Regions from separate parts of the Mus musculus genome. Here region 2 is linked to region 1. The links are chromatin loops, found by intact Hi-C in ENCODE. Cell type or tissue: left cerebral cortex. All regions are shown on one strand. Links, peaks and the distances in the headings refer to the core of each region. The heading gives the core; the rest is flanking DNA.

Region 1 (5,407 bases), core at 87-5,086:
GACTCTTTACATAAATAAAATTTCTGACCCAGAGCTGCTGTTGTCAGTAGTATTTGATTCTGGACTACTCTATAATAACTAATTTAGTCCCTTCTGAAAAGAATTGCCTGAAAAGCATAGTCCCCAGGATTTCATAGATAGCAGTGGTTCAACAACATATCAAGGATTTTAATCTCATATGTAGAATCTGGAACTGAGCTCAAGAGATTTCTCTTTGGATGTCACGACTTCTAAGCTTATATGTAATTGTCTTTCTCTGATAGCTAGGAAACACTATAGGATCCAGGCCTCTCCACGCCCCTCTCCTCTCTGTTTCTGGCTTAGCAAAAATAGCCTAGAGCCTAAACCTTGTTCCCACTAACTTCTTTGGAAAAACTAGATGGGTGTTGAGGTCTTAGGCTGTATATTAGTTATCTGCTCTATCTATGGAGTCATGGAGGGTTGCACTGTCCTTGGAGTGAAATAATGGTTCATTTAGGTGAAGACGACAATGACAGGGAATGGCACCTACTCCTCAATCCATTGGTGTGGCACAAGGGAGAACAGCATCAAATACACCCCAAATTAATTTACCAAGTAGGAAGTACTAGTACATTTTCCTTAAAAAAAGAAACTTCAGTAAAAAAAAAAAAAGTGAACGTTGGTAATTACATTCTCATAAATAGCATCAAAACGGAAACAAATTATTGTATATTTTAATTATAACTATATATTACAGTATATAATCACAAATATGACAAATCTTTAAGTCCAGGAAACCTTCTCTAAAGGCTCAGGGATCACCGTGGAAGAGGTGGCAGAAAGACTGTAAAGAGCCATCGGATCAGAGAGTTAGCTGTAAGAGTCTGTCTCCTAGGAATGTCAGAAGCCATACCCATCAAGTCTCTCCGACATGACAGTGTGAACGATGAGCAAGGATGAAACCAATGAACACAGAGAATGTACATGAGGTCTCAACCCTACACAAAGAACTGCAAGTGGTTAAGGACATCTGGGAGCAGAAATACTCTTTCCAAGGGGAGAGCACACCAACTGCTTGTCCAGTGCTAAATGATCAGCTCCCAAGCCATACATCCAAATGGCATTGCACAGACTGAACACGTTATATTTAGGAATATATACCTATATGTATATACATATATTCAGGGAATAACCATTAGTGGGGAAAAAAAAGAAGCCTGAATTGGAAGGACAGTATGGGAGGGTTTATGGGACGGTTTGGAGGGAGGACAAGGAAGGGAGAATTGCTGCAATTATAATCTCAAGAATGAAAAGAAAGACTGAAAATATAGTAGTATTTAGCATTAACTTTCACAGAGATAGGAAGCAAGCTGGACAGACCAAGCCAGAGAGATCAGCTTTTTCTGTATAGAACAAATCAGAGGACTGGGATGTTCAATAAACTCATCAAAGGCTTGGAACAGATACACACCAGCCCCAAACTCTTGTTCCCAGTTCTGATTTCAATGACTGTTTCTCTCCAGCAGGCATCTCCTTTCTACCCGCGCACAGGTGTCTGAGCCTCACTGGGTCAAGTTGTGCTGGCAATGCTGTTGCCAGTGACACGCATCACCCACCACAGAGTTCATTCGCTAGATAAGGCCATATCCTGGTCCACAAACTCTACCAAAAAGCTGGGAGCTGCCAAAGTCTATGAGCCCCACAGGGTTAATTTCCCAGTAGGATTCCCAGCTGAGACACTGTCAAACACATGCTTCATCCCTTCCAGTGAAACAAGCAGAAAATATCCATTTACCTTCCAAGAACTGAGAGCACATATGAGGGGCGGGAGCAATGGCTCAGCAGTTAAGAGAACACTTGCTGCTCTTCCAGAGGAATCGAGTTAGGTTGCCAGCACCCATAGCGAGCAGATCTCAAGCACCTCTAACTCAGTCCCAGGGGGTCCCACGCCCTCTGCTAACCCCTCGTGTATACAGCACACAGGGCACAAGCACACGGGGCGCGCGCGCACACACACACACACACACACACACACACACACACTCACACCAAACCATTTTTTCAAAAACGGAACACATGTAAAATCTTTCCACCACATATTCCCTCAAGGCGCATTTCTTAAATGCCACTCTCACCTGCTGCTGCTGCTTGCAACGCACTTAGAGGCAAATCTGTGCTTACTAGGCAGTAAAGGCTTTTCGTTGAATTCGCACAACTCTGAAGCCAGTGCTTGAGTTACATCCACTTTCAAGGGGGAAAGCCAGGCTCAGAGAGGTGAAGGATCTGAGCAAGTTCACGCTTCAAATGACACAAGAAAAGCAGCATGCCTGGCTATGGGGCCTCCCTTGGGGGAGTAGGAACTGACTCATTACTCTTTGGGGCAGGCCGAAATGAACTTGAGCGAGCGAGGAAGCTGCCTGGGAGAAGCAGGTGGTACTTAGAGAGTGGAGGATGGAGGGGAGGCATTTCAGGCAGAGGAACCTGAGCAGAGAGAAGGAGTGGACAAAGTTCAGAGTGTGCACCGAGGGGAGCGAGTCGAGGCAGGTAAGCTGGCTGGCCGGCCTAGAAATCCAGGATCCAACCGCACCATACCATCTCTCTGCTCCCCATTCCCACCCATTGTCTGAAGCCTGCCTGTGGTCTCCCTTCAAATGCCTTTCTGTCTCTCAGTCCCCATGGCAACAGCTCACTTTCATCCAGCTGCTTCTTATTCTAATTGCTTCCTCTGTGGCCTGCCAGGAAGTACTCTGGCCTCCGTGAGGCTGCGCAAATCTAAGCCTGATCTTCTCACTGCCCCCGCTTAATTGACCAGGCGAACACGTAGCAGGGTACAGGCTCTGCGTCTCCTGCGCACTGCTGCCTCCCCTCACCCACCGCTTTGGTCATTAAGTCTATTCTTCGGGTCCCTGATGGGCCCACGAATTAATTAGCCACACATAAACGCCTTCTGAAAACCCAGGCGGGAGAGTGAATATGCTGTGTAAGCCAAGGCAGCCAAGGAGGGCTGGGGTCAGCTGACCTCTTGCAAGCCTGTGCCCCGCCGCACCCCTCCCCCACCCCACCCCACCCCTCTCAGCCCGCCTTTGGTGAGACTGGAAGGGCCCACTGCTTGCCAAAAGCTATGAACCAATAGGATAATGTGTGCACCTGCCTAAAGAAGACCGACATTCTCTTGCGCGCAGGACAAATCCCTGCAACCCCCCGCCCCCTAGCTGTCTTAACTACCATTGTGGGACTCAAAATGCAGCCCGCTCCTTTTCCTTTCGGCTAGCGGAAGTTCCTGTGCGGGAGAGTCCCACTTCCTCTTGGGTGTTTGGCGTGTGCGTGGCAGGAGGGGCGGGGCCAATGCTGCTCTGGTTTCTTGCGCGCTTGGCGCTACAGGGAGTGCGGGCGGCGACTCCTTGCGCAAGTCAGCTTGCCTGGGAAAGGGCTTTGTGGCTGAAAGCGACTGGTTCCTTGCCACAAAGGCTCCGCTGGCGTTTGCGGTTCAGCGGCCGTCCCTGAGTAAGATAGCCACTTTTCTCCGACGCTGCCAATAGCCTTCTCCAAGTGCTGCAGGCTTTCATCGCTTTGCAGGAGCCATGCCTCGGGGACGGAAGAGTCGGCGCCGCCGGAACGCAAAGGCAGCTGAAGAGAATCGCAACAATCGCAAGAGCCAGGCCTCAGAGGCTTCAGAGACCCCGATGGCGGCTTCTGTAGCCCCGAGCACACCCGAAGAATACCTGAGCGGCCCGGAGGAAGACACAAGCACCCTGGAGAAGGCCTCCAGTACCCCTTCAGAAGCTTCGAGCACTGCCCTAGTGCAAAAGCCGGTTACCCGGAGCAATTTTCAGGGCACCAAGAAAAGTCTCCTAATGTCCATATTAGCCCTCATCTTCATCATGGGCAACAGCGCAAAGGAGGCCCTGGTGTGGAAAGTGCTGGGGAAGTTAGGGATGCAGCCTGGGAGGCAGCACAGCATCTTTGGAGATCCGAAGAAGGTCGTTACAGAAGAGTTTGTGCGCAGAGGGTATCTGATTTATAAGCCAGTGCCCCGCAGCAGTCCAGTGGAGTATGAGTTCTTCTGGGGCCCTCGAGCACACGTGGAATCTAGCAAGCTGAAAGTCATGCATTTTGTGGCAAGAGTTCGGAACCGATGCTCCAAAGACTGGCCATGTAACTATGACTGGGATTCAGATGATGATGCAGAGGTTGAGGCTATTCTCAATTCGGGTGCTAGGGGTTATTCTGCTCCATAGAGAGATCCTAGGCAAACCCTTAGGAGTGGAAAAGAGAATCCAAAGTATCTGCTCCATGGAGTAGATAGGCAGGGTCCTGAATTCAAAAGGTTGTGGAGGGTGGGGAGGGCACTGTATTTGGTATTTGTGACCAGTGCTAATTGTTAAACTGCAAAGTAGTGTTTGCTATAGATATTGTTATCTTGTATTCATTTTATAACACTGTTGACTAAGAATCACAATATGTTTAAATATATACTTGAGGAAAAGTTTATGTTATTTTTTTCTGTCGTTGGCATTTGATATTAACAGCTGTGCTAACCTTATTAAATGAAGTCTTTGTGTCATGTTGTGTGATGGATAGAAAGTACCACTGAGAGGCTGTTCTTTGAAAGTTTGGAATAACCAGTAAAGTGTGAGTGGAAGAAGATTACAGATTTGTTCTGTCTTTCCCTTGTGTCTGATGTCTTGTAATGGAACACATTTGTAAATATGCTCACTGTGCAAATAGTATAAATAAAAGCATAGTAAACAGAATGTTTTGTTCATTTATTGTCCACCTGTTAAATGAGGACCAAATTTAGATGCTGGGAATAGTCCTTAACAGAAAGCATCTAGTTTCCAAGAAATTTCAAGATTGTGGGAGGGGGTGGGGAATGGAAATGCAGTAAGTGTTGTAGGGAATGGGCAGGGACTAAGGAGAAGGAAGACAAACTGATGACATCATTTGGGGAATAGAACAGAAAAAAAGAGGGTATCACAGGATGCTTTAAAACCCAAGGAGCATTTCTAGAATGCAGAAGACAGTAGGAAGGGTGGCCATATTACTTGGTATTGAGTGTGGAACTGGATACTTAACAGACCTTGACAGGAGCCATTGGCAAAGACCTGAAAACATTCTAAAATAATAAAGAAGTAGAAACGACACTAAAATTATCTTGAGAGAGGATGGTAGGGTAAAAATAGACTGCTGTGGAGTAGCAGTAAGAGAAATGGAAGAGACTAAGAAGATCCTTGGGGTCCTTAGGTAAATATTGGGTGGGGAAGTAAACTTAGGGTCACTGGGGAGAATAAGGATACTCAGGACATAGAAATTCCTCAATGACATATTCAGGTATGTTAAGGGAGAAGAACAGAACAAGAAAAAAGTCAGGAGAAGAGGGGAAGAGAACCAGGACATCATAAGAAGGCTGTTGCACTTTACAAAAAGACAGTGACACTGAGGTCAC
Region 2 (5,407 bases), core at 277-5,276, 63 kb after region 1:
TTAAGAAAACAAAAGACAATAAATGCTGGTGAAAACATAGGAACAGAGAACCCTCATGCATTGTTGATGGGAGTGCAAATTGGCGTGCACACTGATAATTGGTATGGTGGTACTTAGGAAAACTAGAGCTATATCTGCCATATGATTGAACTATTTGACTCTTGGGTATAGGCCCAAAAGGGCTCTAGATCTTGCTACTAAACATATGTTCATCCATGTTCATAGCTAGGGAGTGAAAACAGTCTATATGCCCATCACCTGATGAACGGATAGTGAAAATATGATAAAATGAAAGGTTATTCAGCAGAGAGGATAAGTGAAATGAAATTTGCCAAAGAATATGGATGAAACTGAAAGAACATCACAAAGACAAACACTGCATCCTCTATCTCATACGTGGAGCCTAGATTTGCATTTTTACATATGTACATTTGTGTGGTGGTGAGTGTATATAGATCCCAGTAAAGCAGAAAGTTTATATACAGCAAACACAAGAACTATATGAGGATCATATAGAAATGAGTTTAGGTTTTTTTCATGTTGTTCCTTGTGTCTGACCCAGTTATTTTACTTGTTTGTCCATTCAAATATATAGAAGACAGTTGCTTGAAGTCACACATGAATGATATATATAATACTGTCTAGTATGTTGAACAAAACAGTTGAAACACTTGTGAAATACCTATATCAATAAGAAAACTGATATTCTAAACTTATGACTTTGATCCTTTACTAAAGTTGAACAGATGAATCTAAATTGTGACCCTCAAACATGTAAAAGGGTAAAAATGAAAACGGTGTTTAATAAGACTTAAATAACAAAGTTACCTACACAATATTAAACACCGATACCAAATGCTTTGTTTTCTTTTCCTGTTTCTCTTTCCATATCAGTAACACCTGTCCCCTTAGGGTTCTTCTGACTTTCTGTTTGACTGTCCTCACCAAGTAATACTCAAAGCTGCAGGCTCTGTTGTTCACAGCATTACCAGAAGCACCAACGAAATTGGAAGTGGGTGATGTAGAGACACCTTAAAAAGTTGAACTTTGGCATGTCTGTGGATGCGAGTCAGTGCTTCGGCTTTAACTTGCTTCACAGCCCTGGTGTATTGTGGTGGCCCGCCCTGGGGTTTCTGTTTACAGGCTTTGCTCACTCGGTTTTTTGTTATTTTACTGATTGGCCATTGATTCCAGAAAAGGACATATTTAGTATGCTGCATCATTCGCTTGCTTATAGAGTATATACTTCTTTCTAAGTCATACCCCTACTTTCTGTAGAACCTCAGATGAGCGCTTCTCTAGCACAAGTGCCCATCCTCAAAATGATGCCTAACTTCGTGGCTTAGAACTAATTTCCTTATATTTGATGATGCTTGGGAATCTTAGGGAATTTTTTTCAGGTCCTCCACCTAGTCACTCCCAAGCCTTGAAAATTCTTTGTTTCTGAGAGATATGTAAGGCTAGGGAGAGCTAGGGAGCACTGCAGTTCTGCAGTTTTGGGTCATTCTGAGCTTCCAGAAGCTTCCACAGGGCTAACAGATTTAATCATGATCAGGGAATTCCAAGTCCTGGGGAATTTGAGGTGAAAGTGTTTGAATCCTTCAAGGTACTCTAGGCTCTCAATATCCTTTTGTCTTCTGTACTCTGATGGTGCAGGGGGCTTTCTGAAGTGTCAGCCCCCTCACACAGTTCAGGCTTTTAAGATGGTACATGACTTTGAAGCATCTGGTATCTCTTAGATGCTTAATGTTTTCCAAGAATTCCCTATTTCTGAGAGCTTAAGATGTTCAGTGCTACTTGGCTCCTGAGAGGAATAGGTAGCATTCAACACACTTGAAGTCTCAGAGGTTGTGGGGTCTGTTGAAATTATGTGGGCATTAATGGTGCTGGGCCCACATAAGGTTTAAGGTTCTTACGGCCTCAGAGCTGCTCAGGTACTGGAGGTCCCACAGGTGCTTTGAAGGTGTGGGGTCCTTTGATGTGAACTAAGTGTTCAACGTGTGTTCTCAGAAGTGCTGATATCCAGATATATCCAAGCATCTAAGTATAAGCTAAGATCACTTGTATACTTAGATGCTTGGCTATGCCTGGATCACTTGAAATAGCGTCTGTCATCTGTGGGTGTATGTTCATCACTGGAAATGCTTGGAGCCTCCCATTTGCTCCAGCCTTGCCAAATACATGGAGTCTCTGAGGATTTAGGTGGACTTGAAATCTCTAGTATGCTCTGGCTCTATAGATTACCAAGGATTCTGGGAGTATAAAAGGAGCCTCACCAAGTGTTGAGACCCTTCCTGAGCCCTATCGGTTGTTAAGGCCTGCCAGATGCTGGGGCCTTACAAGGAGTTCTGGATCTGTGATGGGATGCTCAGGTTTCCCTACGTTCTCACATCCAGTGAAGTACTAGAATCCTGCTGCATGCTGGGAACCTGCCAGGATCCAGGCAGTAAGTTAGGGATCCCCAAGTGCTTGGTCTTTGCAAGGTTATGGGATTTTTCTCAAGATGGTAGAACCCATAAAGGAGATGCTCAGTCCGTGTGAAGAACTCAGTGCCCACATGCTAAAACAACACCTGAAGGTGCTAGGGAAAATTAAATACTCAGCACTCCAGGTTGTTTGACATCTCCAAGCTACTTGAGGCAATGGAGAACGTGTGTATGTGTGTGATTTTCCAATAAGGCCTGCTTTTTTACTCTTGTAGCTTGTATCTAGTCCTAGGTTGGGAAAGGGGGATGGAATTCACACTTAGATCAGAAGTGGGTGCTTAGAGGTTGCAGCAGACTGAAAGGCTGGGGGAAACAGTAGCTTGATGGAAAATAAAACAGCCTCAGTAACCTGGCGCTTTAGCATTGATGCCTCCACAAATCCTACCAGCACCCTCTGTTACTATGCTGCTCCAGCTAAGCCTGCTACTACTACCATCTCCACAGCAGATGCCAACAACATGGTCTCTGTCATTGGCAAGAAAATATCACCTTCTTCCTAGGTGTGATTGTCTCACAGCAGTTTCTCTGCTAGGGGCACTTGCCTTGAGCCCTCCTGACTTCCTTTCTGGCAGCCTACACCCCCACGACTCTGCTGAAAAGAACTTGCCCCGCCCCGATCGCTTCTTCCACTGCAGATCTGGCTCCCATGGAGGATGTGTGGGCAGTTTTCATTTACCAGCTTCCCTTGGCAAGCAGAGAGAGTGGGAGGTTGGCAAGCAAAGAAGAGTCTAGGGAAAGGAGTAGAGGAGGCAGACTCAACAAGAGGGGAAGGAGTAGTGACCAATCTTCATTTGTATTTTTTTTCTCTTAGCTTTTGGCAAGCAGTGGGCCCTTCCAGTCTCACCAAAGGCGGGCTGAGAGGGGTGGGGTGGGGTGGGGGAGGGGCGCGGCGGGGCACAGGCTTGCAAGAGGTCAGCTGACCCCAGCCCTCCTTGGCTGCCTTGGCTTACACAGCACATTCACTCTCCCGCCTGGGTTTTTCAGAAGGCGTTTATGTGTGGCTAATTAATTCGTGGGCCCATCAGGGACCCGAAGAATAGACTTAATGACCAAAGCGGTGGGTGAGGGGAGGCAGCAGTGCGCAGGAGACGCAGAGCCTGTACCCTGCTACGTGTTCGCCTGGTCAATTAAGCGGGGGCAGTGAGAAGATCAGGCTTAGATTTGCGCAGCCTCACGGAGGCCAGAGTACTTCCTGGCAGGCCACAGAGGAAGCAATTAGAATAAGAAGCAGCTGGATGAAAGTGAGCTGTTGCCATGGGGACTGAGAGACAGAAAGGCATTTGAAGGGAGACCACAGGCAGGCTTCAGACAATGGGTGGGAATGGGGAGCAGAGAGATGGTATGGTGCGGTTGGATCCTGGATTTCTAGGCCGGCCAGCCAGCTTACCTGCCTCGACTCGCTCCCCTCGGTGCACACTCTGAACTTTGTCCACTCCTTCTCTCTGCTCAGGTTCCTCTGCCTGAAATGCCTCCCCTCCATCCTCCACTCTCTAAGTACCACCTGCTTCTCCCAGGCATCTTCCTCGCTCGCTCAAGTTCATTTCGGCCTGCCCCAAAGAGTAATGAGTCAGTTCCTACTCCCCCAAGGGAGGCCCCATAGCCAGGCATGCTGCTTTTCTTGTGTCATTTGAAGCGTGAACTTGCTCAGATCCTTCACCTCTCTGAGCCTGGCTTTCCCCCTTGAAAGTGGATGTAACTCAAGCACTGGCTTCAGAGTTGTGCGAATTCAACGAAAAGCCTTTACTGCCTAGTAAGCACAGATTTGCCTCTAAGTGCGTTGCAAGCAGCAGCAGCAGGTGAGAGTGGCATTTAAGAAATGCGCCTTGAGGGAATATGTGGTGGAAAGATTTTACATGTGTTCCGTTTTTGAAAAAATGGTTTGGTGTGAGTGTGTGTGAGTGTGTGTGTGTGCGCGCGCGCGCGTGCCCCGTGTGCTTGTGCCCTGTGTGCTCTATACACGAGGGGTTAGCAGAGGGCGTGGGACCCCCTGGGACTGAGTTATAGGTGCTTGAGATCTGCTCGCTATGGGTGCTGGCAACCTAACTCGATTCCTCTGGAAGAGCAGCAAGTGTTCTCTTAACTGCTGAGCCATTGCTCCCGCCCCTCATATGTGCTCTCAGTTCTTGGAAGGTAAATGGATATTTTCTGCTTGTTTCACTGGAAGGGATGAAGCATGTGTTTGACAGTGTCTCAGCTGGGAATCCTACTGGGAAATTAACCCTGTGGGGCTCATAGACTTTGGCAGCTCCCAGCTTTTTGGTAGAGTTTGTGGACCAGGATATGGCCTTATCTAGCGAATGAACTCTGTGGTGGGTGATGCGTGTCACTGGCAACAGCATTGCCAGCACAACTTGACCCAGTGAGGCTCAGACACCTGTGCGCGGGTAGAAAGGAGATGCCTGCTGGAGAGAAACAGTCATTGAAATCAGAACTGGGAACAAGAGTTTGGGGCTGGTGTGTATCTGTTCCAAGCCTTTGATGAGTTTATTGAACATCCCAGTCCTCTGACTTGTTCTATACAGAAAAAGCTGATTTCACTGATAAGTGCATATTAGCCCAGAAACTTGGAATACCCAAGATACAATTTGCAAAACACATGAAACTCAAGAAGAACAAAGACCAAAGTGTGAACACTTTGCCCCTTCTTAGAATTGGGAACAAAACACCCGTGGAAGGAGTTACAGAGACAAAGTTTGGAGCTGAGACAAAAGGATGGACCATCTAGAGACTGCCATACCCGGGGATCCATCCCATAATCAGCCTCCAAACGCTGACACCATTGCATACACCAGCAAGATTTTGCTGAAAGGACTCTGATATAGCTGTCTCTTGTGAGGCTATGCCGGTGCCTGGCAAACACAGAAGTGGATGCTCACAGCCAGCTATTGGATGGAACACAGGGCCCCCAATGGAGGAGCTAG

The links. Hi-C counts contacts between places; a loop is a spot of excess contacts. Peaks named below come from ENCODE experiments on the same cell type or tissue, not always from the same donor. Only the 100,000 strongest peaks of a DNase experiment are listed, where the experiment ranks them.
Region 2: it touches region 1 in a loop (17-fold over the local background); 4 of 42 quality-filtered maps call a loop at or near these places.

Annotation. Positions count from the first base shown.
Region 1 is chrX:153,035,474-153,040,880 of GRCm38, reverse strand. It overlaps Mageh1 (melanoma antigen, family H, 1), which reads left to right and starts at 3,318. Exons shown (of 1, transcript NM_023788.3): 1 at 3,318-4,715. The coding sequence starts at 3,543. The coding sequence ends at 4,199. It overlaps 9530051G07Rik (RIKEN cDNA 9530051G07 gene), which reads right to left and starts at 3,252. Exons shown (of 4, transcript NR_040272.1): 1 at 3,187-3,252; 2 at 2,097-2,442. In left cerebral cortex, for the core only: a CTCF peak has its summit at 3,184; DNase peaks (open chromatin) are centred at 2,968 and 3,303; H3K4me3 peaks cover 2,222 bases; H3K27ac peaks cover 1,177 bases.
Region 2 is chrX:152,972,276-152,977,682 of GRCm38, reverse strand. No RefSeq gene overlaps it. Among named protein-coding and RNA genes, the nearest start is that of Usp51, 31 kb to the left of the region's middle. In left cerebral cortex, for the core only: no CTCF peak of the experiment used is centred there; DNase peaks (open chromatin) are centred at 2,134 and 3,151; H3K4me3 peaks cover 226 bases; H3K27ac peaks cover 401 bases.